Linked DNA regions of Homo sapiens: region 1 is linked to region 2. A link is an interaction called in ENCODE POLR2A ChIA-PET data of the cell type or tissue named here. Cell type or tissue: PC-3. All regions are shown on one strand. Each heading gives the region's core, and the rest is flanking DNA. Links, peaks and the distances in the headings are about the cores only.

The links. Peaks named below come from ENCODE experiments on the same cell type or tissue, not always from the same donor. Only the 100,000 strongest peaks of a DNase experiment are listed, where the experiment ranks them.
Region 1: POLR2A ChIA-PET joins it to region 2 with 10 read pairs; 4 of 35 experiments call an interaction of 5 or more read pairs at or near these places.

What each region holds. Positions count from the first base shown.
Region 1 is chr6:10,434,169-10,450,279 of GRCh38, forward strand. MIR5689HG (MIR5689 host gene) reads left to right here and starts at 161. Exons shown (of 4, transcript NR_132993.1): 1 at 161-236. It overlaps MIR5689 (microRNA 5689), which reads left to right and starts at 5,549; the gene lies at 5,549-5,626. It overlaps LINC00518 (long intergenic non-protein coding RNA 518), which reads right to left and starts at 654. Exons shown (of 3, transcript NR_027793.1): 1 at 345-654; 2 at 80-258. RefSeq lists enhancers at 1-704, 6,567-7,067, 7,068-7,568. In PC-3, for the core only: CTCF peaks have their summits at 5,299 and 6,975; a DNase peak (open chromatin) is centred at 7,273; H3K4me3 peaks cover 889 bases; H3K27ac peaks cover 2,064 bases.
Region 2 is chr6:10,591,932-10,599,931 of GRCh38, forward strand. All of the region lies in intron 3 of GCNT2 (glucosaminyl (N-acetyl) transferase 2 (I blood group)), which reads left to right. Among named protein-coding and RNA genes, the nearest start is that of GCNT2, 75 kb to the left of the region's middle. RefSeq lists an enhancer at 4,001-4,988. In PC-3, for the core only: no CTCF peak of the experiment used is centred there; a DNase peak (open chromatin) is centred at 4,300; H3K27ac peaks cover 662 bases.

The sequences.
Region 1 (16,111 bases), core at 3,786-11,785, 150 kb before region 2:
CAGGGAAGAGGCCCAAGACTGGACGTGGAGGTCTCCAATGTTTAGAGTCAGGGAAATGAAGGACACCAACAAAACTCACCTAAGAGAGGAGCAGTCGAAGAAGGAGGGGAACTGCTGAGCATGGGCTCTGGAAGCCACAGCTCCAGGAAGAGGAAGTGAACAGCTCTGTCAAACGCTGCTGCTGGGTGGAGCTCCCTGAAGACAGAGAGTGAACCCTTGGTTTTCGCCATGTAGAGGTGAGTGGATGTGGTGGAAAACCTGCAGGGAGGTTAGAATCAGGGAGCTCTACCATTTTAGCCAAATTCACTACATAAAACCTAGGCACTGCTAAGCAATTTACTCACCCCTTTGATCCTCAGCGGTCTCATTAGTAACACAGATGGAATGATTCCTACCTCAGGCTGGTGAGCTCTTAAAGAGACAATGTTAGGAGTATTCATTTGCTAGGATGGCCTTCACAAAATACAACCGACCTGAATTGCAAACATTTATTTTCTCACAGTTCCGGAGGCTGGAAGTCCAAGATGGAGCTGCTGTGAGGGTTGGTTTCCGGTGAGGCCTTTCTTCCTAGCTCGTAGACAGCCACCTTCTCTCTGTGTCCTCACATGGCTTTTCTTTTGTGTCCATGCCGAGAGAGAGGACTCTCTGAGGACTCTCCCTCTTCTTGTAAGGACACCAGTCCTATCAGACTAGGGCCCCACTCTTATGACCTCATTTAATTTAATTATGTCTGTAAAGGCCCCTGCTCCAAATATAGTCACATTGAGGATTATGGCTTCATAATCCTGTGACTCTGGGGAGAGGACACATTTCAGTCCATAACAAAGCCCTTAGTGTGTTTTAGTGCTCAAAACTGTTCATTCATACCTCGGTTATTCCATTATTATTGCCTACGATATTACCACTTCAGGGTTTTTGTTATTTTTTACAATATAGAGCACAACGTATAATAAACTACACATACGAATTCTCATTGAGGAATTACAGAAAATATATCTATCGCGTCTAACAAGGTTTAATTAGCATCTTGGAAAAAAAAAAAAACACCTACGTTTTTAAGGAAAAAGTTGGCCAATACTGCCATCTGTTGGAATTTTGGTCAAAGCTCATGTGTTGGACTTTACTCATTCTTTGTCAATATCTTTTCTTTCTTTCTTTCTTTCTTTTTTTCTGAGACGGAGCCTTGCTCTGTTACCCAGGCTGGAGTGTGGTGGCGCGATCTCGGCTCACTGCAACCTCCGCCTCCTAGGTTCAAGCGATTCTCCTGCCTTGGCCTCCTGAGTAGCTGGAATTACAGGCACGCGCCACCACGCCCGGCTAATTTTTGTATTTTTAGTAGAGACGGAGTTTCACCATGTTGGTCAGGCTGGTTTCGAACTCCTGACCTCGTGATCCACCCACCTCGGCCTCCCAAAGTGCTGGAATTACAGGCGTGAGCCACCGCGCCCGGCCCTTTGTCAACATCTTATATGTTGCTGTGATTATTTTCTTCCCTAATAAGTGTAAAATTGGATGATTTTGTTTTCAATTTAAACCTACAATAAGTATTCTAAGAAATACACAAAGATTCTACTATGACAGAATGAGTCTTTTCCTACTTGCGACATTCATTCTAAATTTCACAAATGCAAGTTGTGGAAAGAGAGACATTGATGGAAAAATTTCTACTTTTGGAGACAAATTCTCATTCGCATTAGTTTTATTTTTATTTCTCAATTATAAGTTATTTGGCGTTCTGGCTCACCTAATCCGTGAACCAAGAGGGTTGCTTTCGGAAGCCTACTAGTGGAAAATGAAAGTTTCAGATCTGAAGCTAGCAAATGCTCACTTGCTGATGATGAGGAACAAGTTCTATTATAATAGAGTTGGTTACAAGGCTATGCAGCAAGAAAAAGGTGCTCAGCTTTATGAGAGAAGTGCAACAGATATTGGAATGTGGTGGCCTTGATGATGCTGTTCTTAGGAGACTCCATAGGCATTCTTTTTTTTTTTTTGAGACGGAATCTCGCTCCGTCGCCCACTCGCCACCGCGCCCGGCTAATTTTTTTGTATTTTTAGTAGAGACAGGGTTTCACTGTGTTAGCCAGGATGGTTTCCATCTCCTGACCTCGTGATCCGCCCGCCTCGGCCTCCCAAAGTGCTGGGATTACAGGCATGAGCCACCGCGCCCGGCCGCAGTAGGCATTCTTATACTTTGATGGGAGTAGTGTAATATGGTATAGCTTCTTTGTGAAATCGATCCAAATAAATATGAGCACACCTTTGAACCTAGCGACTCCACTTGTTGGAATTTATCCTACAGATGGAGTTGCAAGTGTGCGAAATGATGGGTTTATATATCGTGACTTTTTTAATAATAGCAAAGACTGGAAACAGTCTAAATGCTATCAATAAGACACATTTAAATAAATGATGGGTCAGTCGTATAAAGGAATAACATTCAGTCATTACAAGGAATGAGGCAGTTCTCTATGTACTCTACAGATTCATTTCCAAGACATATTGTTAAGGAAGAAAGCAAGGTGTAGTGCACTAGGTATGGTATACACATGTGTTAAGAATTGTGTTTTACTGTAGTATACCATACCTTATATGTTTAATAGAACATATCTCATCTATATTTTGTAATTCATTTTTATAAAACTGCCTGTAAATAGAAAAATTTTATTATCTCTTTCATGTCTACAGCTTCTACATTTATGTCCCCTCTTACTTTTTTTTTTTTTGGAGAGACAGTGTCTCACTATGTTGCCTAGACCAGTTTCAAACTCCTGGGCTCAAGTGATCCTTCTGCCTCAGCCTCCCAAAGCGTTGGAACTACAGGTGTGAGCCAGCCCGCCTGGCCCCTCTTACATTCTTTGTTGTTGTTGTTTTGTTGTTGTTGTCTTTGTTGTTTTTTGAAGCAGAGTCTCCCTCTGTGGCCCAGGCTGGAGTGCAGTGGCTTGATCGTGGCTCACTGCAACCTCCGCCTCCCAGGTTCAAGCCATTCTCCTGCCTCAGCTTCCCGAGTAGCTAGGACTGTAGGCATATGCCACCACGCCCAGCTAATTTTTTTTATAATTTTAGTAGAGATGGGTTTTCACCATGTTGGCCAGGCTGGCCTCAAGCTCCTGACCTCCAGTGATCTTCCTGCCTTGGCCTCCCAAAATGCTGGGATTACAGGCATGAGCCACTGGGCCGAGCCCCCTTACATTCTTAATATAGTTTATTTGTGTCCTTTCTTTTTTCACTTTTTCACTCTTGCTTACAGGTTTTTCAATTGTGTTAGGCTTTTTAAAGAACTGCTTGTCTTTGTAATGCTCTATATTATAAATTTTAGTTGTATTTATTTACTTCTGCTCTTACATTAATTTTTCATTTTTGATCTTTGAATTTATTTTGCTGTTGTTTTCTAATTCTAATTTGGATGACTAGCTAATTAAAAAAAATGTTTTCCCACTTCTTAAATGTCAGCATTTATAGGCTTTTGCGCTATACATTTCACTCAAAGTAGATTTTGTGAAATGCCACAATATTTGGCATGTGGCATTTTCACAATTGTCAATTCAAAATGTTTTCTAGTTTTCAGTGTGACTTATTTTTTGATCCATGGCTTTACTTATAAGTGTATATTTAAAAATTTCCAAATATATCATTTGTTTTGACTATTACATTTTTCATTAAGGTATAACTGACAAATAAAAATTACGTATGTTTAAAAAAGGAATTGTATTTTGCTGCAAGTAACAGTGAGCTTGTTATGGTGTTTAAGCTGTTTCAACTGCTAAAAAACAACAACAACAAAACAGATATGGACAGGGCCATGGCTTATAAGGGAACTCCATCATTCTCAGGACCTAATTTCCTCCATCTTGTTGCTCTGCCATCCCAAGTGGGCTGTTTTACAGTCCAAGAAAGCTGCTTAAGCTCCAGTCATCACGTCCACATCCCAGCCAGCAGAAAGGCAAAAGATCTGACAAATGTTACATTCTAGTATCTTCCACTCCAGTATCGAAAACTTAGTTACATAGCCTGCATTATTAGCTAACAGAAAGGCTGAGAAATGCAGTTTTTTGCTGGACAGCAATGAGTGGCTTCAAATACATTTGGACGGCTGTTATAAAAAGAGTGAGGAGATCAGACGCCAGTGGCTCACTCCTGTAATCCCATCACTTTGAGAGGCCAAGGTGAAAGGATCCCTTAGGCCCAGGAGTTTGAGACCAGTCTGGGCAACATGGTGAAACTCTGTCTCTACAAAAATTTAAAAATTAGCCAGATGGTGCGTGCCTGTAGTCCCAGCTACTCAGGAGGCTGAGGCAAGAGGTCAAGGCTGTGCTGAGCCTTTGTTCATGCCACTGCACTCCAGCCTGGGTGGCAGAGCAAAACCCCATATCAACAAAGAAAGAAAGTGGGAGAATGGATGTTGAGACAGGCGACTTGCTGTCTCTTTCATAGTATGCTAACATTTATGTGATGAGGAGAATATATAATCTGTATATGTTAAGAAAAGTTTGGGATGTCTAGAAATACACAAGTACCTAGTAACAGTATGTATAGGTGTCTTTGGGAAGATCTGATGACTAGGGGAAAGGAAGAGAGACAAGCTTTGCAACTTACCATTTTGCCTTTTGAATTTTATATTATGGCCATGTATTTTTTAAAGAAAAAAATTACATGCAAAAACTAGCATTTGATGTTAAGATTTTCCAACTGGATCTGCTTTGTGGCTAAAAGTTTCCCTCCCCTGTAGCTTGAATATATACAACTAAAAGATATGTATAGATATGTATATGCAACTATATATATACAACTAAAATGTGTACAATGCAATGTTTTGATATATGTCTATCTTGTGAGGTGAGATACCATAATCAAGCTAATTCAAATTCACACATCCATCACCTCACACAGTTACCATTTCTATGTGTGTGTGGTGAGAACATTTAAGCTTTTTTTTTTTTTTTTTTTGAGATGGAGTCTTGTTCTGTCTCTCAGGCTGGAGTGCAATGGCGTGATCTTGGCTCACTGCAACCTCCACCTCCCAGGTTCAAGCGATTCTTCTGCCTCAGCCTCCCGAGTAGCTGGGATTAAAGGCGTGCACCACCATGCATGGCTAATTTTTGTATTTTTAGTAGAGTCAGGATTTCGACGTGTTGGCCAGGCTGGTCTCGAACTCCTGACCTCAGGTAATCCACCCTCCTCGGCCTCCCAAAGTACTAGGATTACAGGCATGAGCCACATTACCTGGCCACATTTAAGCTTTTTAACTAAAAGTTTATTGGGAGAATAAAGTGGAGGGCAGTTAAAATCCCTCTAGTGGAAGAAAAGACCTGGACAATATGAGCTGTGTTCATTATGACCACTGGGAAGATGAGTTTCACCCTTCACATGACTATATGGTGAGAACATGTTTCTCAGCTGAGACAAGATTTCAGGAAAGTTTGCAAGAACCGAGAGAAAATGGAAGAAAATGAAATATTTGTTCTTCAGAGTCACCAGTTTTATTATATGCCTGGACTCTGTCACTTATGTCAATAAATTTACAAATGCAAAATACACATTTAATTCCAGCGTGGTAGCATACACCTGTAGTCCTAGATACTCAGGAGGGTGAGTATCTAGGACTACAGGTGTGTGCTACCACGCTTGAACTCAGGAGTTCAAGGCCAGCCTGGACAACACAGGGAGACCCCCTCTCTAAATGTATATACACACATACACACACACACACACACACACACACATTCAAACATTGGAATCAGATGTCCTGGACAAAATGCTCAAATCAGCTGAACACTTTGGAATGCTTAACTTTTCTTTTTTTTAGATGTTTATTTATTTATTTATTTTGTTTTTTATTTTATTATTATTATACTTTAAGTTTTAGGGTACATGTGCGCAATGTGCAGGTTTGTTACATATGTATACATGTGCCATGTTGGTGTGCTGCACCCATTAACTCGTCATTTAGCATTAGGTATATCTCCAAATGCTATCCCTCCCCCCTCCCCCCACCCCACAACAGTCCCCGGAGTGTGATGTTCCCCTTCCTGTGTCCATGTGTTCTCATTGTTCAATTCCCACCTATGAGTGAGAACATGCGGTGTTTGGTTTTTTGTCCTTGTGATAGTTTGCTGAGGATGATGGTTTCCAGTTTCATCCATGTCCCTACAAAGGACATGAACTCATCATTTTTTATGGCTGCATAGTATTCCATGGTGTATATGTGCCACATTTTCTTAATCCAGTCTATCATTGTTGGACATTTGGGTTGGTTCCAAGTCTTTGCTATTGTGAATAGTGCCGCAATAAACCTACGTGTGCATGTGTCTTTATAGCAGCATGATTTATAATCCTTTGGGTATATACCCAGTAATGGGATGGCTGGGTCAAATGGTATTTGTAGTTCTAGATCCCTGAGGAATCGCCACACTGACTTCCACAATGGTTGAACTAGTTTACGGTCCCACCAACAGTGTAAAAGTGTTCCTATTTCTCCACATCCTCTCCAGCACCTGTTGTTTCCTGACTTTTTAATGATCACCATTCTAACTGGTGTGAGATGGTATCTCATTGTGGTTTTGATTTGCATTTCTCTGATGGCCAGTGATGATGAGCATTTTTTCATGTGTTTTTTGGCTGCATAAATGTCTTCTTTTGAGAAGTGTCTGTTCATATCCTTCGCCCACTTTTTGATGGGGTTGTTTATTTTTTTCTTGTAAATTTGTTTGAGTTCATTGTAGATTCTGGATATTAGCCCTTTGTCAGATGAGTAGGTTGCAAAAATTTTCTCCCATTTCGTAGGTTGCTTGTTCACTCTGATGGTAGTTTCTTTTGCTGGAATGCTTAACTTTTCTTTCCTGCAAGAGGAAGACTGGGAGATTGAGAGGTGTGCCCAGGGTGTCAGCTCAGTGCCTGGTAGAGGCAGGTAACATGAGCTTTGAGCCCTGGCCTGTGGATTGTGTTGTGCTTGGACTGGCCTGTTACGCCATCTGCTTGCTTCTGCCTGAAATTCCTGTAACACAAGATAAAACCTCTCATTCTGCAATTTACCAATAAACCTTATAAAATCTGAGGCTAAGCCTTGTGAAATGGCAAACCCTAGAAAGCCAGAGAGCTGGCATGCGGTAGTTCAGCAGTGGCTGCAGGAAATAGAAGGAAAGGGAGTGAGGAGACAGGGTGCAAGCTGGAATGTGATCACAGGGGAGGGGGATCTCTGGACTATGGGGGAATGACGGGCAGCTTGAGGCCCTGAGATGAAAGACACTCCCTTTAAGAAAAACGTCTGTGACTCAGAGCCACAAGGCGTGTCAGGAGAAAGTTCTGATGAAACTGCATTCCATTCCTGGAGGAATACGCATTGCCATTGAAGTACAAACTCTAAAATGATGTAGGATTAATAATTAAGGCAACACTAGTAGTGGATGGTGGCCCAGAGAGCTTTCCCTAGCTTTGTTAATTTTCTTCTCTCCACAGCTTACGTAAGCAAATATTCACCCAAAGAGTAGAGAATGTTGAGACATTTAGCATTATGTATTAGTCTGTTCTCACAGTGCTATAAAAAAAAAATACCTGAGACTGGGTAATATATGAAGAGAAGTTTAATTGACTCAGTTCCGTAGACTGTACAGGAAGCACAGCTGAGGAGGCCTCAGGACACTTGCAGTCACGGCATGGGGCAAAGGGGAAGCAAGCACATCTTCACATGGCAACAGGAGAGAGAGCAAAGGGGGAAGCGCTACACACTTTTAAGCCACCAGATCTCATGAGAACTCACTCACTATCATGAGGACAGCAAGGGGGAAATTCTCCCCCATGAGCCAATCACCTCCCACCAGGTCCCTCCCCCAACATTAGGAATTACAATTTGCATGAGATTTGTGTGGCCACACGGAGCCAAACCATATCACATTGGTCAACCTATATAGTAATGTTTTTCTTAATCTAAATGTATACTAAGTTAGTGTTTTATCGATTTAAAAATACATCTTGAAAAGGATTTTGCAATTTACTTTTTTTTTTTTTTTGTGAGACAGAGTCTCACTCTTGTCCCCCAGGCTGGAGTGTAGTAGCGTGATCTTGGCTCGCTGCAATCTCTGCCTCCCAGGTTCAAGCAATTCTCCTGCCTCAGCCTCCTGAGTAGCTTGGATTACAGGCGCCTGCCACTACTCCCGGCTAATTTTTTGGTATTTTTAGTAGAGACAGGGTTTCACCATGTTGGCCAGGCTGGTTTCAAACTCCTGACCTCAAGTGATCCGCCCACCTCGGCTTCCCAAAGTGCTAGGATTACAGACGTGAGCCACCATGCCCAGCCCACAATTTCTTTTAAAACTAAACATATACAGTTGTCCATCAGTATCTGCAGGGGACTGGTTCCAGGTCTCCCTGCAAGTACCAAAATCACAGATGCTCAGGAATCTGATATAAAGCAGGGTAGTACTTGCATATAACCCACACACATCCTCCTGTATACTTTAAATCATCTCTAGATTACTTATAATACCTAGTACAAGGTGAAGACTATGTAAACAGTTGTTATACTGTATTTAAAAAAATAATTTCCACTTTCATTTTAGATTCAGGTGGTACATATGCAGGTTTGTTATATAAGTGTATTGCATGATGCTGAGGTTTGGAGTTCAATTGATCCCATCACTCAGATAGTGAGCATAATTATACTGTATACAGTTTAGGAAATAATAACAAGAAAAAAGTCTATACATATTCCATACAGACATGATCATCCTTTCCTCCCACCCCTTGATTTTTTATTGAATTCATGAATATTTGCTGAGTCCATGAATGTGGAACCCACGGATAGGGAAGGCTGACTGCACCTACATTATGACCTGGCAATTCCACACCTAGGTTACTCACCCGGGAGAAATAAAAGCATATGTCCTCAAAGAGGCTTGTTCAAAAATGTCCATAGCTTTATTCATAAATAACTGAAAGCTGAAAACAACCAATAGGAGAATGAATAAACTAACTGTGGTAAATTCAGACAATGAAATACTACACAATAAAAAAGGGAGGAACCGGCTGGGCGCGGTGGCTCACACCTGTAATCCCAGCACATTGGGAGGCCGAGGTGGGTGGATCACCTGGGGTCAAGAGTTCGAGACCAGCCTGGCCAACATGGTGAAACCCCATCTCTACTAAAAATACAAAAATAGTCAGGTGTGGTGGCACGCACCTCCAATCCCAGCTACTCGAAAGGCTGAGGCAGGAGAATCAGCTTGAATCCAGGAGGCAGAGGTTGCAGTGAGCTGAGATTGTGCCACTGCACTCCAGCCTGGGTGACTCTGTCTCAAAAAAAAAGGGGGGGTGGGGGGAGGAACCATTGATACATACAACATCATGATGAATTCCAAAAATGTTGTACTGAATGGAAGAAGCCTTACACAAGAAAGCACATACTGTTTATATATTTATCATCCTAGAACAAGCAAAACTAATCTATGGACTAATCTAAGGTGGGGGCAGGGGAATCCAGAGAAAGGGTTACCTTTGGGAGTTGGGCCATGGGGTTGGGGACCAGCTGTGCAGGGGAGCTTTCAGGGCAGTCTTAAGGTACTGGATCTCACCAGGGGTTTGCCTTGCTTGTATACATGGCCTTCCTTGCAACTTGCTGAATGGCACACTTATAAACTGTGCATTTTTTGTATTTAAATTTTACCTCAAAAGAAGAAGAAATCAACCAACATTGAACTCTAATAAAAGATATGCATGTTGGAACATATGGGGAGAAGTGTATTGCTGACTGCAACATACTTAGAAATGCATTAAAAAGACAAGATGCTTTGGGAGGCCAAGGCGGGTGGATCACCTGAGGTCAGAAGTTCAATACCAGGCTGGCCAACATGATGAGACCCCGTCTCTACTAAAAATACAAAAATTAGCCGGGCATGGTGGTGCACACCTGTAATCCCAGCTACTCAAAAGGCTGAGGCAGGAGAGTCACTTGAGCCCGGGAGGCAGAGGTTGCAGTGAGCCGAGATCATGCCACTGCACTCCAGCCTGGGCAACAGAGTGAGACTCCATCTCAGAAAAAAAAAAAAAAAAGACAAGATAGATTGGTGGGTGGATAAACAGCTGGATAAATGGATAAATAGTAAATGAAGTACAGAAGAATGTTTATTGTTGAATCTAGCTGGTGAGCATATGAGTGTTCACCGTACAGTTTCTTCAATTCTGAGCTATGCTTAAAAGGTTTTATAATAAAATGTTGAAAAAAATTGATCTCGAATTAGAATTAGGAGTTCTAACAAAGAGCTTCTGCTATAACTTACATATTTCTGTAGGAGGTATTCCCATGAAGTTGGGGCAGTGGGAAGGCAGAGAAGTTGCAAGGAGAAAAATCTGTCAGTAATGGAAGGCTCTTATATTGCATTCGTTTCCCAAACACTGGCATATCATAGAGCTTCAATAAAAGCTTTTTGAATGAATGAAATGAATAAGACATTCCTCAACCAATGACTGCAGAAACTATAAAGGAATGATTCTGACATGAATATTACAGAAAACTCCGTGAGGGTATATACTTAGGCCAAAGAATAAACAAGTGTCTGAAATTATCAGACTTTAATACTCATTCCAGTGAATGTTTCTAAAGGACCAAAGGGATGAAAAAGAGAAATTTAAAGTCATATCTAAGACTAGCTTTTTGACTTGACACGTGACTCAGCCACTTTTGTATTACCACTGCCATCTTTGAATTAACACTGGAGAAGTATCTAGAACAATTGTGTTTTTCTCAGAGGTTGGAGGAAACGAGCATGACTCTTCCCCAAAATGCATTACTTCTCAAAAACTTACAGGGCTATTCTCTTTTATAGGTTTTTGTTTCTGTTTTTGTTTTTGAGACGGAGTCTCGCCCTGTCGCCCAGGCTGGAGTGCAGTGGCGCCATCTCGGTTCACTGCCACCTCCGCCTCTCGGGTTCAAGTGATTCTTCTGCCTCAGCGTCCCGAGTAACTGGGACTACGGGCCCAGCTAATCTTTTTTGTAGTTTCTGAAAATTTCTTTCACCTGTAGTACATGCAGACCCTGTCTCCATTTATTTTCCTTGGCCTGTTCTTTTTTTTGACAATCTCACTCCATTGCCCAGGCTGGAGTGCAGTAGCATGAACTTGGCTCACTGCAACCTCCACTTCCCAGGTTCAAGAGATTCTCGTGACTCAGCCACCTGAGTAGCTGGGACTACAAGTGTGCGCCACCATGCCTGGCTAACTTTTGTATTTTTAGTAGAGATGGGGTTTCACCATATTGACCAGGCTGGTCTCGAACTCCTGACCTCGTGATCCACCCACCTCGGCCTCCCAAAGTGCTGGGATTACAGGCATGAGCCACCACACCCGGCCTCTTTTATAGGTTTCTATGTAAGTAACATAAAGACTCTGGCAAGCAGTTAAAGCTCTTTAATTGTTCACCATTCTGGGCACTTAGGGTTGTGTTCTTTCTTGGTTTTGGAATAGCTTATGCTTACCTCTTTAATAACAGAGTAGAATTCTACTGTATAAGAGATCCTGGGCCGGGCGCAGTGGCTCACACCTGTAATCCCAGCACTTTGGGAGGCCAAGATGGGTGGATCATGAGGTCAGGAGTTCAAGACCAGCCTGCTCAATATGGTGAAACCCCATCTCTACTAAAAATACAAAAAGTTAGCCAGGCATGGTGGTGCATGCCTGTAATCCCAGCTACTTGGGAGGCTGAGGCAGGAGAATCGCTTGAACCTGGGAGGCAGAGGTTTCAGTGAGCCAAGATCGTGCCATTGCTCTCTAGCCGGGAGACAAGAGTGAAACTCTGTCTCAAAAGAAAAACAGAGATCCTGGGGGACAAGGGTGACACCCTTTACCAGGACAAGAGGCGTATTCAGGGACAGTGGGCTGGGGTAACTCAGAAAATCAAGATGAAATTTTTTTCCCCAGAAAAATCTCAAATTTTTCTTTGTTTTAACTGATTTCCGGTTTGACACTCCACAAGCAAAGTTAATTTTTAGGAACTTCTTAAGTTTAAGGACTATGTATTAGCACTGACCATGTGTCCCGCATTTTTGATGTATCGAGAAACAAGAGGGGCTCAGCTGTTTCTTGTCTGTCTTCACAGTCAAGGCCACATACTTTTTCCTGCCTTTTTAAAAAAGTAAGCTCAATCAGAAAAGCTGAAAAATAGCACACAAACAGCCAAATACCCCTCACATGGATTTAACAACTGTTATTATTTCATCATGTTTGCTTATCTCTTGATAGATAGGTAGGTAGATAAATAGACAGCAGATACCATATTTTTTTCCTAAGCCATTTGAAAGTAAGTTGCAGATGATACGATGTATCATGCTGACACACTTCAGAATGCATCCCCTCAAAATATATATCAAGGCTAGATTTTGAAGAGAGAAGTGGTGATGCTTTTTTTTTCTTTTTTTTTTTTTTAAGCTTGACTGGGTCATTGAGAGAGACTATGTTCTGGGCATTGTATTGAAAGAAGGTAGGTTGAAGTTCAGGTAGTTTTGGAGCCTGCAAGTTTTTTGTATTTTTGTGTTTTTCAGACAGGGTCTTGCTCTGTCCCCCAGGCTGGTGTGCATTGGTGTGATCACCACTCACAGCAGCCTTGACCTCTGGGGCCCAAGCCATCCTCCCACCTCCGCCTCTGGAGTAGCTGGAACTACAGGCATGCACCACCATGCCCAGCTAATATCAGCCTGCAGTTTTGACTTGGACTTGGATTTTATAACTGGCTCAACAAAATTATATCCACTGTTAGTCTGTTTGGGCTACTATGGCAAAAATACCTGAAACTGGGTGTCTTTTAAACAGAAATTTATTTCTCACAGTTCTGAAGGCTGGGAAGTCCAAGATCAATACCTCAGCTGACTCAGTGTCTGATGAGGGCCTGTTTCCCAGTTCACAGACAGCCATCTTCTCCCTGTGTCCTCACATGGTGGAAGGGGCAAGGGAGCTCTCTGCAGTCTCTCTGTAAGGGCACTAATCCCACTCACAAGTGCTCCACCCTCATGTCCTAGTCACCTCCCAAAGGCCCCATCTGCTAATACCATCACCTTGGGGATTAGAATACCAGTGTATGAATTTGGAGGGGAGATAAGCATTCAGTCCATTGCACCCTTATTTCCAAGGCCCAGGGATAACGCTGAGCTCCTCTGTGGGTGAAGCACATTCAGCTATAAAACAGTATCTTAAGATTTTCTTCTCGAGTTAGATTTGGTACGTAGATAACGACCTTTAACTATTTGCATCTATGCAGCTTTTACTTCCACCTCCTCAACCCACTGTCTACAATTCTCACATAGAATTAAGAATAATTTTGCATAGCAGATAATTGGCTGAGCATGCGGTATTCTTTTGACCCATTCAAGTGAATAAAATACTGTATAGGAACACTGTCACAATTTAAATGAAATTAAATTTCTTGCCCCTTTTCCTCCCCCGACCATTTAGTCTTTGGGTAGCAACAGAGATCACTAACATGATATAACAATTAATGTAGTTTTGTTTCAGGGCATTAATTTGATACAAATTGTAATTCTGTTCTCATCAGTTCTGTAAATTGCTTTACTGTAATTACACCAAGTATTTGATCAAATATTGCCGATATTTCCATCTGTTTAGTGTATGGTATTATGATTTCAAAATTGATTCTAGATTTAGTCCAATAATTTTTAGAATGTCTCTTTCTATATAAAAGTCAATGCAGAAATAATAATATTTTGAGATAAAAAATAAAGGCATCTTCTAGTTAATATAACAGATTTTAGTCACATTTATATTCTTTAATGTTCAGTGTATGTATCCACTACATGAGAAACTCAAGACACAAACAAAATGGTTATATTTACTGCAACACTAAGCAATATGGAACATTAAAAAGAATATGTATTCATAAACAAGACAAAAGATGGTATAGCAACATAAAATTTACAAGAACATTATAGCTGGACTGTATAGGAAGAGCTTGACTGATTTCTTTCCACAATGCATTTTCATCAAAACTCATACATATTCAGAGATACAAATAGCATACCAGTGAATTCAATGAACTGCCACTGAAACCAAAACATTATTTCCTAGCATCTGTTTGTGGGAATTATGTAAAATACTTAATGCAATGTGTTTTCATTGCAATCCTATTTTTGTTTCCCAAGCAGTGAATTTTCATTTAAACCAATATGTTTACCTGAGACCCACACACATGCATTTATTGGAACTGAAATACAGCTACAGATACAGGCAACACGTCTGAGGCCAAACCAATGCATTTTGATGCAACTCAGCCAATTTTCCACAACATGTGTTCTGATTCTCTAGGGATATAAAGCCCCATATAATGGTAAATGCACTGAATTGTGATGACAAGGAGGGGAAACTGATGTCTGGATTGTAAAGAAATACAGGAGCCTCAGCTCTCTGGAAACCTTGCCACCAAAAGCGTGCTTCAGGGACCAGCAGCATTGGTGTCACCTGGGGAGATTGTCAGAAAGACAGAATCTCAGGCCCCACTCTAGACCTACTGATTCAGAATCCAAATTTTAACAAGATCCCCAAGCGATTTGTTTCCACAGTAAAATTTGAAAAGCAGTGTTTTAAAGCAAACTTCTAAATGGTCATAGTTAACTTTAGGGTAATACTCTAAGTTTTCTGAGATGGAAAGCACAGCATGGTGACTACAGTTAATAATAATGTACTATATACTTGATGAATATGTTAATTCATCAAGTTAATTACTACAAATTGGTTGTAATAATCCTTTCACAGTGTATACTTATATCAAAACATCACATTGTGCACCTTGGATATATGTACTTGTTATTTGTCAATTATACCTCAGTGAACCAGAAAAACAGTTTTCTGTGGCAAGCACTTTTCTCCAGTGGACAGAGAGTTCGGTTGAAACTAGCTTGCTTTATATGCAAAAGCAACCCCAACCCCTTTTTCTTTTATAGGACATGTGATACATGAATTTATTTTTCTTGTGAACACTCAAAGAATTCAGAAGTCTGCTGAGCATTCTCTTCATTTTTATTAATTAATTAATTTCTTTTAGAAATGGAGTCTCACTCGGTTGCCTAGGCTGGAGTGCAGTGACACAATCATAGCTCACTGTAGCCTCAAATTCCTGGGCTCAAGCAATCCTCCTGCCTCAGCCTCCCAAGTAGCTAGGATGACAGGACTATGTGCACCATCACACCTGGCTAATATTTTAATTTTTTGTAGGGGCAGGGTTTTACTATGTTACCTAGGCTAGTCTCGAACTCCTGACCTCAAGCAATTATCCTGCCTCGGCCTCCCAAAGTGCTGGGATTATAGGCATGAGCCACATGCCTGGACCTTCTTTTACCAAAGTTACTCACCATCAATACTTTCACTTCCCTTTAGTTTCTTTTCTATGAATTTATGTACATATTATATATATGCAAACATTTAAAAAACATAAGTGGGATATATTAGTATATTGTTACATATTATATACATATTATCTTTTTCATTTACCTACATGTTCCTGAGGTCTTTCTTTGTCTCTGCTGGTCAACTTCAATCTATAACCAACCGCATGGTCCTCTGCAGTATGGACACACCATAATTTCTATAGCCAGCTTCCTATTTATGGACATTTGTATTATTTTTATTTTTGCTTCTATTATAAACAATGCCGTAGGACTATACGATTCTGACCCTCCCTAAACTGCTCCTAAGATCAGTGCTTGAGATATTTTGCATACCCTGCACTTGATAGATCAGCTGGCCCCACCCAGATAATAAACTGGCTCATCTGATCTTGTGGCCCCCACCCAGGAACTGACTGAACACAACAAGACAGCTCTGACTTCCTATGATTTCATCTCTGACGAGTCAGCACTCCTAGCTCACTGGCTTCCCCCAACCCACCAACTTGTCCTTAAAAACTCTGCTCCCCGAATGCTTGAGGAGACTAATTTAAGTAATCATCAAACTCCGGTCTCCTGCAAAAATAAAAAATAAAAAATAAAAATAAAAAATAAACTATGCCATATGAACATTCTTGAACATCTATCTTTTTGAGAATTTCTTTAGATTATATTCCCAGAAATGGAATTTTAGGGACAAGAGAAAGAGAGAAAAGCATATGGTAATAGACTCA
Region 2 (8,000 bases), core at 1-8,000:
AGTCCCAGTCTTTTTCAAAGTATGCATTGTGTTCTCTCTACATCAGCCCAGACTTTGAATTCAGTTTCTAGGACCACAAAGGATTCATTCACTCATGCTGATTGGACCCGTGACTGAGAATTAATTACAAACGTTGAATGATGGGGTAGAATCATGTCTTAACAAACGTCACCAGGACGTTCGAGTCTAAAATAACGCTACTTGGGGGGGCTGGAGGACAATCCACACTGACATTTGTCTTGTCAATATGGAGATAAATTCTGGCTGAAGGAGAAATTCCACAAAACAGATACTTCCATAGGTTCGTATCCATTGAACAGACTCTTAAAATAATATTTTTGGATAGCCAGATGATATTAAGTATGCATAATAAATGAGAACATGATTTTCAAAATATTGCGTTAGTGATGTGGACCAGTCTGGCTTATTTAACCTCTTCAGTAAAGGGCTCTAGGCTCTTCCCAGGTCAGTAATTCAGGTAGGATCACAGGGGAAGATTTTAATTTACAATGTATCCCAGCTCTTGTGAGCACCTAGATTGATGGGTCTACATCATAAGATGCTGGGCTCCTGGTAGAGAAACCTTAGGCAGGTTATAAAGTATTTACACAGTAAATTATGCTGACGCTATAGCCATTTGTAGAATCATTTGTGACGTTTCCAGCCACTGGCTCCATTGTACTATTTGGGAAGGATCATCTCCTTCATTGGAGAATCTGTACCCTAACATTTCTGTTCGCCACCCCTAAAAAGGAAATAATTGGGAAACGCTACTCTTAATGAGCTCTTTTATTTTTATTTGTTTGTTTGTTTGTTTGTTTATTTATTTGAGACAGAGTACCACTCTGTCGCCAGGATGGAGTGCAGTGGTGTGGTCTCGGCTCACACAACCTCTGCCTCCCAGGTTCAAGCAATTCTCCTGCCTCAGCCTCCCAAGTAGCTGGGACTACAGGTGTGTGCCACCATGCCCAGCTAATTTTTTCATATTTTTAGTAGAGATGGGGTTTCACCATGTTGGCCAAGGTGGTCTCGATCTCTTGACCTCGTGATCCACCCACCTCAGGGTCCCAAAGTGTTGGGATTACAGGCGTGAGCCACCACGCCCAGCCTTAATTAGCTGTTAATTCCTAATCTCTAGAACAACATTTTATAAAACAAGACAAATTGGATTAAAGTATATATTAGTATAAAGTATATATAAAGTGAATATTGAATTAAGTATAAGTACAATCATGATTGGTAAACATCTACTAAGCTGAACTGAACATGAATTTAATTCTAGCGGAAAGGATGAGCATTCTTTCTACTGCTTTAGAACCGGCAAGATCATTTCTCCAACTCATTCATCCTCCTGTCATTCCTTATCGATTGTATAAGACAGTTTTTTCTAGAAGCAGGAGTTGTTTTTGTCTTTGTTTTGTTTTGAGATAGGGTCTCCCTCTGTCACCTAGACTGGAGTGCAGTGGCATTAATTTAGCTCACTGCAGCCTCAGCCTTCTGGGCTCAAGTAATCCTCCTGCCTCAGGCTGCCAAGTAGCAAGGACTACAGGTATGCACCACTACACCTGGCTCATTTTTAAATTTTGTGTAGAGATGGGATCTCGATATGTTGCCCAGGCTGGTCTCAAACTCCAGGGCTCAATTGATTCTCTCCTCAGCCTCCTACAAGTGCTGAGATTACAGGTGTGAGCCATTGCACCTAGACAGTTGTCTTTGTTTTAAATGAAGTATTGCATTTTGATGGCTTCTAAAAACAATAAAATATTAGTGGTATATCAAAGCTATATATAATTGATATATGTATATATCAATGTCCATAGTACAATGATCAATATATACTCGACGTCTAAATTATCTCTTGAAAATACATATCTCTTCCCTATTTCTCTTTACACAATACAAAAGCATCTCCTTCCATCCTCCTTTGTTTGAGCCCACATGCTATCAGGTAAACGACTTTGGAGACAGACGTAGTGTAAGTCTGTCCTCCCAATACTTGCCAACTGTGTGACACTGGTGTTAGTTTACACTGAGCCTTAGTTTACTCATCTGTGATGATGGAGATAATAAATAGTACTTAGTTCCCAGAGAAGTTGTGAGTATTAAATAAGCTAATGCATATAGTACAGGGGTTCCTAGACTTGGCCATGCCTCAGAACCTTCTGCAGGTCCTGTTAAAGCACAGATTTCTGGGCCCTACCCCGAAGTTTCTGATTCAGCAGGTCTGGAGCAGTCCCCAGAATTTGCATTTCTAACAGTTTCCTGGGTTATCCTGCAGCTTCTCATCTGGGGGCCACACTTTGAGAACTGCTGACACGGACCATCTTTTACAGAGACTGGCACATGTATAGATTTGCAGCAAATGCCGATTCTGTTCATTTCCAACCACCAGTAAAAATAAAAACTAGTTGATATAAGGAAAAGCTTTATGGTGTTGATTGCATATGGCAGACTTCATGAAAGTGGTATGCAAATAACTGATATTTGGGATGTACTCATATTAAGGATATATTATGGGCTCTGGAGTGAGACAAATGCAATATTGAATTTTAGCTTTATCTCCGTTAGTTTGATGACCTTGTGTACTCTGACCTAAAACTCTTCATTTTGTAGTCACAATAATGATGGCTACTTAGTAAGGCTGTTTTGAGAATTAAATTTTAAAAATGGGGTAAAATGACAGGTTAGGTGTTTATCCACTTATTAATGTGAACATTTATTAAGAAAAACCTACATGTGGTCTTGTGTTCCTACACTAATGAGATCCTCAAGGTGTTGAATAAAAGCAATTTAAATCTCACTATAGAAGGATGTCTATGCCATGGCTCACCAACCATATAAAACTAGATGTAGATGTACCCAAAGATGGATAGGAGGAAATGTGTAAAGTAAATTGACATGTTCAGGTGGATACCAGTTCCTTTTTTTTTTGAGATAAGGTCCCTGCTCTGTTCCCCAGGCTGGAGTGCAGTGGTGTGATCACGGCTCACTGTAGCCTCGACTTCCCAGGCTCAAGCAATTCTCCCACCTCAGCCTCCCCAGTAGCTAGAACTATAAGCCTGCCTCACCATGCCCTGCTAATTTTTAATTTCTTGTCGAGTCGGGGTTTTACTATGTTGCCCAGACTGGGATATCTGTTCTTGATCATTTTGATTTCCATTAGTGTTATTGATGTACTTTTTATGACCACCAAAAAGCTTCACTTACCCCTTACATAACACTATGAAATGTGTATTATCCATTAGAAGAGTGTTTCCTTAAAAACATGAAGGATGTCAATGCTATCTATTTTTGAAATCAGTCATATCACAGGAAAGGAGCAGGAATTGTGTTGCTTTATTTTCTTTCTTTTTTTTTAATTTTTTGAGACGGAGTCTTGCTCTGTCCCCAGGCTGGAGTGCAGTGGCGCGATCTTGGCTCACTGCAAGCTCTACCTCCTGGGTTCACGCCATTCTCCTGCCTCAGCCTCCCAAGTAGCTGGGACTATAGGTGCCCGCCACCACACCCAGCTAATTTTTTGTATTTTTAGTAGAGATGGGGTTTCATCGTGTTGGCCAGGATGGTCTCGATCTCCTGACCTCGTGATCTGCCCATCTCGGCCTCCCAAAGTGCTGGGATTACAGGCGTGCCACTCTGCCCGGCCGGTTGGTTGGGTTGCTTTCTTTTCTTAAGCCGTACCATGTTCCAGAAAGGACTTAAGATGTCATAATATAATTTCTTGGGAAAGGAAATCAACATAGCCAAGATCTGAAAAAAAATGAGAGCCTTTTCACAATTATTCTATGTAGGTTTTGACTGGCTTGGCCACATCTTCCCATTTTGAGTGTTTGGCTTCCTCAGTGTTAAAACAAATTTTGCCCATCCTCTTTGCAGAGGAGTAATTTTTAAACTCTAATAGAAAAACTTATAAACACACACAACAGTGCAGAGAACAGTACTGTAATCCTCACATGCCCATCAGCCAGTTTCGACAATCATCAACTTGTTATGCAAACTCAAAGCAAAAAAACCGAAAATGTATGACAAATCTTTGAGTTGACACTATAATTCTCATAAATAAGTAGCTTCCTCTTTTCAAAGAAAATGCAAAATTCTGATATTCCAGACTAAGGCTTTCTCCTCATCCCATAATAACAGTTCACTGAAAAGTAAAAATATTTTTATCCAACTTCACCTTTTAGGCTATACTACATGAACCGGACTGAGTTTTCTTTTTCTTTGTTTTTCAGCAACAAAGCTGAATCTACAAGCACAAGCTCTTTAGGCATTCAAAGTAGGAGGCAGAATGCGGTTTGTTAAGATTTCCATTCAGCTGGGTGCAGTGACTCACACCTGTAATCCTAGCACTTTGGGAGGCCTAGGCGGGTGGATCACTAGGTCAGGCATTCAAGACCAGCCTGGCCAACGTGGTGAAACCCCGTCTCTACTAAAATACAAAAAGTAGCCAGGCGTGGTGGTGCATGCCTGTAATCCCAGCCACTCAGGAGGCTGAGGCAGGAGAATCACTTGAACCCAGGAGGCGGAGGTTGCAGTGAGCTGAGATTGCGCCACTGCACTCCAGGCTGGGCAAGAGAGTGAGACTCCATCTCAAAAAAAAAAAAGATTTCCATTCTCTTGGCCTCCGTTTTTCTGGAGGAAAAATGGGAAGGAGTATGGTACTAAGAGTAGAAGATTGGTTAGTGGGGTACACTGGTATCCCACTGTATGGTTAGTGGGGTACACTGTTTCCTGTGTATCCCTCTAACCATTAAAGTTCCCTTGTTTTCATCTCTTCTCCAGACTGAATATTCTGTTTCCTCTATTAAAAAAAAAAAAGACAATGAGTCCAAAGTATGTTTGAATATAGAATTGACACGATGATATTTTGCCTTCAGCCAAATCTGAATGTATTTTCCATTACTGCGTATTCTCACAGAGGCTTCTCTATGAGATTCATTGTTGTTAATTTTTCACATCTGTAATTTAATTTGAGATGCCTCAGTTATTAAGTTATTAAGCCTCGTTACTTTGCATGAGGTCTTTGATCTTGCAGCGTGATGTGGATGAAAGAATACAAACTTTGGAATAGGACAGATCTTTTGAATCCTAGGCCTCACTACTTAACAGCTTGTCAGTCACTGAACAAGTTATTTAACCAAACTGAGCCTCAGTTAATTTTGGTTTTAGGACATTAAAGAAAGTTTTTAAGGTGTTTGAGAATTTATTAGAAAGTAGGAATTGCCTTTTTTTTTTTTTTTTTTTTGAGACACGATCTTACTCTATCACCCAGGCTGGAGTGCAGTGGCATGATCTCGGCTCACTGCAACCTCTGCCTCCTGGGCTCAAGCAATTCTCGTGCCTCAGCCTTCCGAGTAGCTGGGACTACAGGTGTGCCCTACCATGCCAGGCGAATTTTTTGTATTTTTAGTAGAGACGGTTTTGCCATGTTGCCCAGGCTGGTGTCAAACTCCCGAGCTCAAGCAATCTGCTTGCCTCAGCCCCCCAGAGTGCTGGGATTATAGGTACTAGCCACCACGCCCGGCCAGGAATTGTCTTAATTCAACTTCCACCCCATAAAATATATCTGGAATTGGTCTGGAGACAGTCTTATAGCAGTGACTACGACTTGCTAACATTTCTTTTCAAAGATATTTGTAAAAGGGCTAGAAGAATCTCTGGGTGTCTCCAAGGCTATGAGGGTTTTTGTTGTTGTTGTTGTTTTGCTTTTTTTGTTAGAGATGGGGTCTCACTCTGTTGCCCAGGCTGGTCTTGAACTCCTGGGCTCAAGCAATCCTCTCACCTTGTCCTCCCAGAGTGCTGGGATTATAGGCGTGAGCCACCACGCCTGGCCAGGATGTGAGTGTTGATGACCCCAGAAGACACTAAGGATTGGAACAGTAGCTCATGAACTTTGACTTTTTAAACACTTCACACTGCACAGTTAAAAACAGTAGAATACTAAGCAAATGGAAAGTAAGGATTATGAGCCATGCGTGAATGTTTAATTTTCTTTTTTTAAAAAAGTGCTTTCGAGTACTGTGTAAGAGAGGCTAGTGACTTAGATACCCACACTATACAATTCTGTTCTAAATTTTAACCTTTGTCTGTAGATAACTGTTTGGCCTTGGGCATGTCACTTAACCTCTCTGGGCCTCAGTTTCCTCATGTGTAAAATGAGGAAATTGGGCTAGGTCATCTCCGAAGAGATTCCTGTATTATTTTGCTTTAACTCTGGAGCATGCAGTGAAAAAAGCAGAAGTATTTGAGGCAGGCAGACTTAGGTTTTGTTTCCCTGCTGTCAGATCTTGAGCAATTAACGTATCTTAACATGGGCTTCCGGTGACTTATCTGTAAATTGAGGACAATACCAATTTCATGAGATTGTTGTGAGAGTTACAGACTATGGGGGTATATCTCCCCTCTCAGCCATTGTTAATTCAGTTATCACCTCCATCTCTCCCCCTTCTCCCTCTCCACGGTATATTAATGTCATGACATTCCTATTTATATTACACCGTGGACAGTAGGATTAATGAAACAATGGCCTCTGGGCATTGAATTTCTCTCTTTGTCACGGTCACTGTGTCCACATCTGGATGCCAACCACCACTACTGCTACAATGTAGAACTCAGGCCAGCCACCCTAGGCAGTGTGTGGGGGTGATTTTTGTGCTGTAAAATTCTGACCAAAGGAGGAAACTGAGTACCAAGTACTTACACAATATCTTCACCTCTCTGATTGTTCTTAATGTAGCACATTTCCCCTTGTTTCCAAGAGTATTTTCTCGATGTGCCCAGGGACGCTGAGCTGGACAAGGCTAGTGTAGTGTATTCAGTGCTGGGGAGGGAAGGGGCCCTCTGGAGCCGGATCATTTGGCTTCCAATCCAGCTTTGCAGATTCCTAGTGTGTGTGACGTGAGGCTAATTATGTTCTCTCTCTGATTCTCAGTTTCTGTATATGTAAAATGGAGATACTAACATTACCTACCACTGTGCAAATGAAATGTATGAATACATATCAAGTGCCTGGAATGGCGCATGGTGCCTAGTAAGTGTAAATAAGTGTTGTATTTATTCCACCCAATTGCCCTCGTTAAGGGGAAAATTAGCAATGAACAATTTCCCCTTGTTAAGGTGCTAGAAAAAATGCAGTCCCCCAAAGTGCCATTACAAAGGGTCTGGAAGATTTTCTGAAACTCAGACAAAAGCAGCTTGAATTCCCTCCGTCCCTCAGCTTCCCATAGTACCAGAGCTCATCCTGCACAAGGAATGAGAGGAGCAGAGTAACTAAGAATCTGGCATTGGTGAGTGGGATCGATTGTACCAGGTGCGCTGTTCACAGGCGCGTCAGTCCACGTACTGCAACGCTAGGAAACACAGGGAGCCAACAGCAATCCCAGGCCAGTGTTAACTGACTCTTGAAAAGAGAAAACCTAACAATTCCCAAATAACCTGAATCTTCTCTGTGTCTACCTCAGTAAAATATGTGGTGTTGTTTCCACCAGAATGAGGGAGCACCTGAACCAGACTGAAACCGGGTGTTTCAGTGAGAGGCATCTTGCCCATCTCCCTATCAGCTTCCATCTATTGTATCCCAGCGGAGGTAAGAGCAGGAGACAGTGTGCCGTATGAATTAGACATGAGGCCATGTACCTTCAGAGTCCGCCAGTGGTCCCCAGAGAATTGAGAGCTATGGTAGAATGAAGACGGTAGCTTCCCCTCTCTCCAAGAGTAGGGGGCTCACATCATGGCTTCTTGTAGCTTACGATCTTGGACAGATCTTTTCAATTCTCCACACTGGGTTTTCTCAGCCAAGGAATGATAATAACTGCTAATCTCATGGTGGCAAAGGAGGAGAAGGCACATGCTGTGAGCCATGAATTATGAACTCTTTAATAACTTATAACTCATTAATTCTAAAGCCAAGAGCATCACTCCTGGCACATAGAAAGAGGAAGGTTGTGGTGATGAAGTTTTTTTGAGTGGAAGATATGAAAGAAGCAGAAACTCAGGCTCCTTCA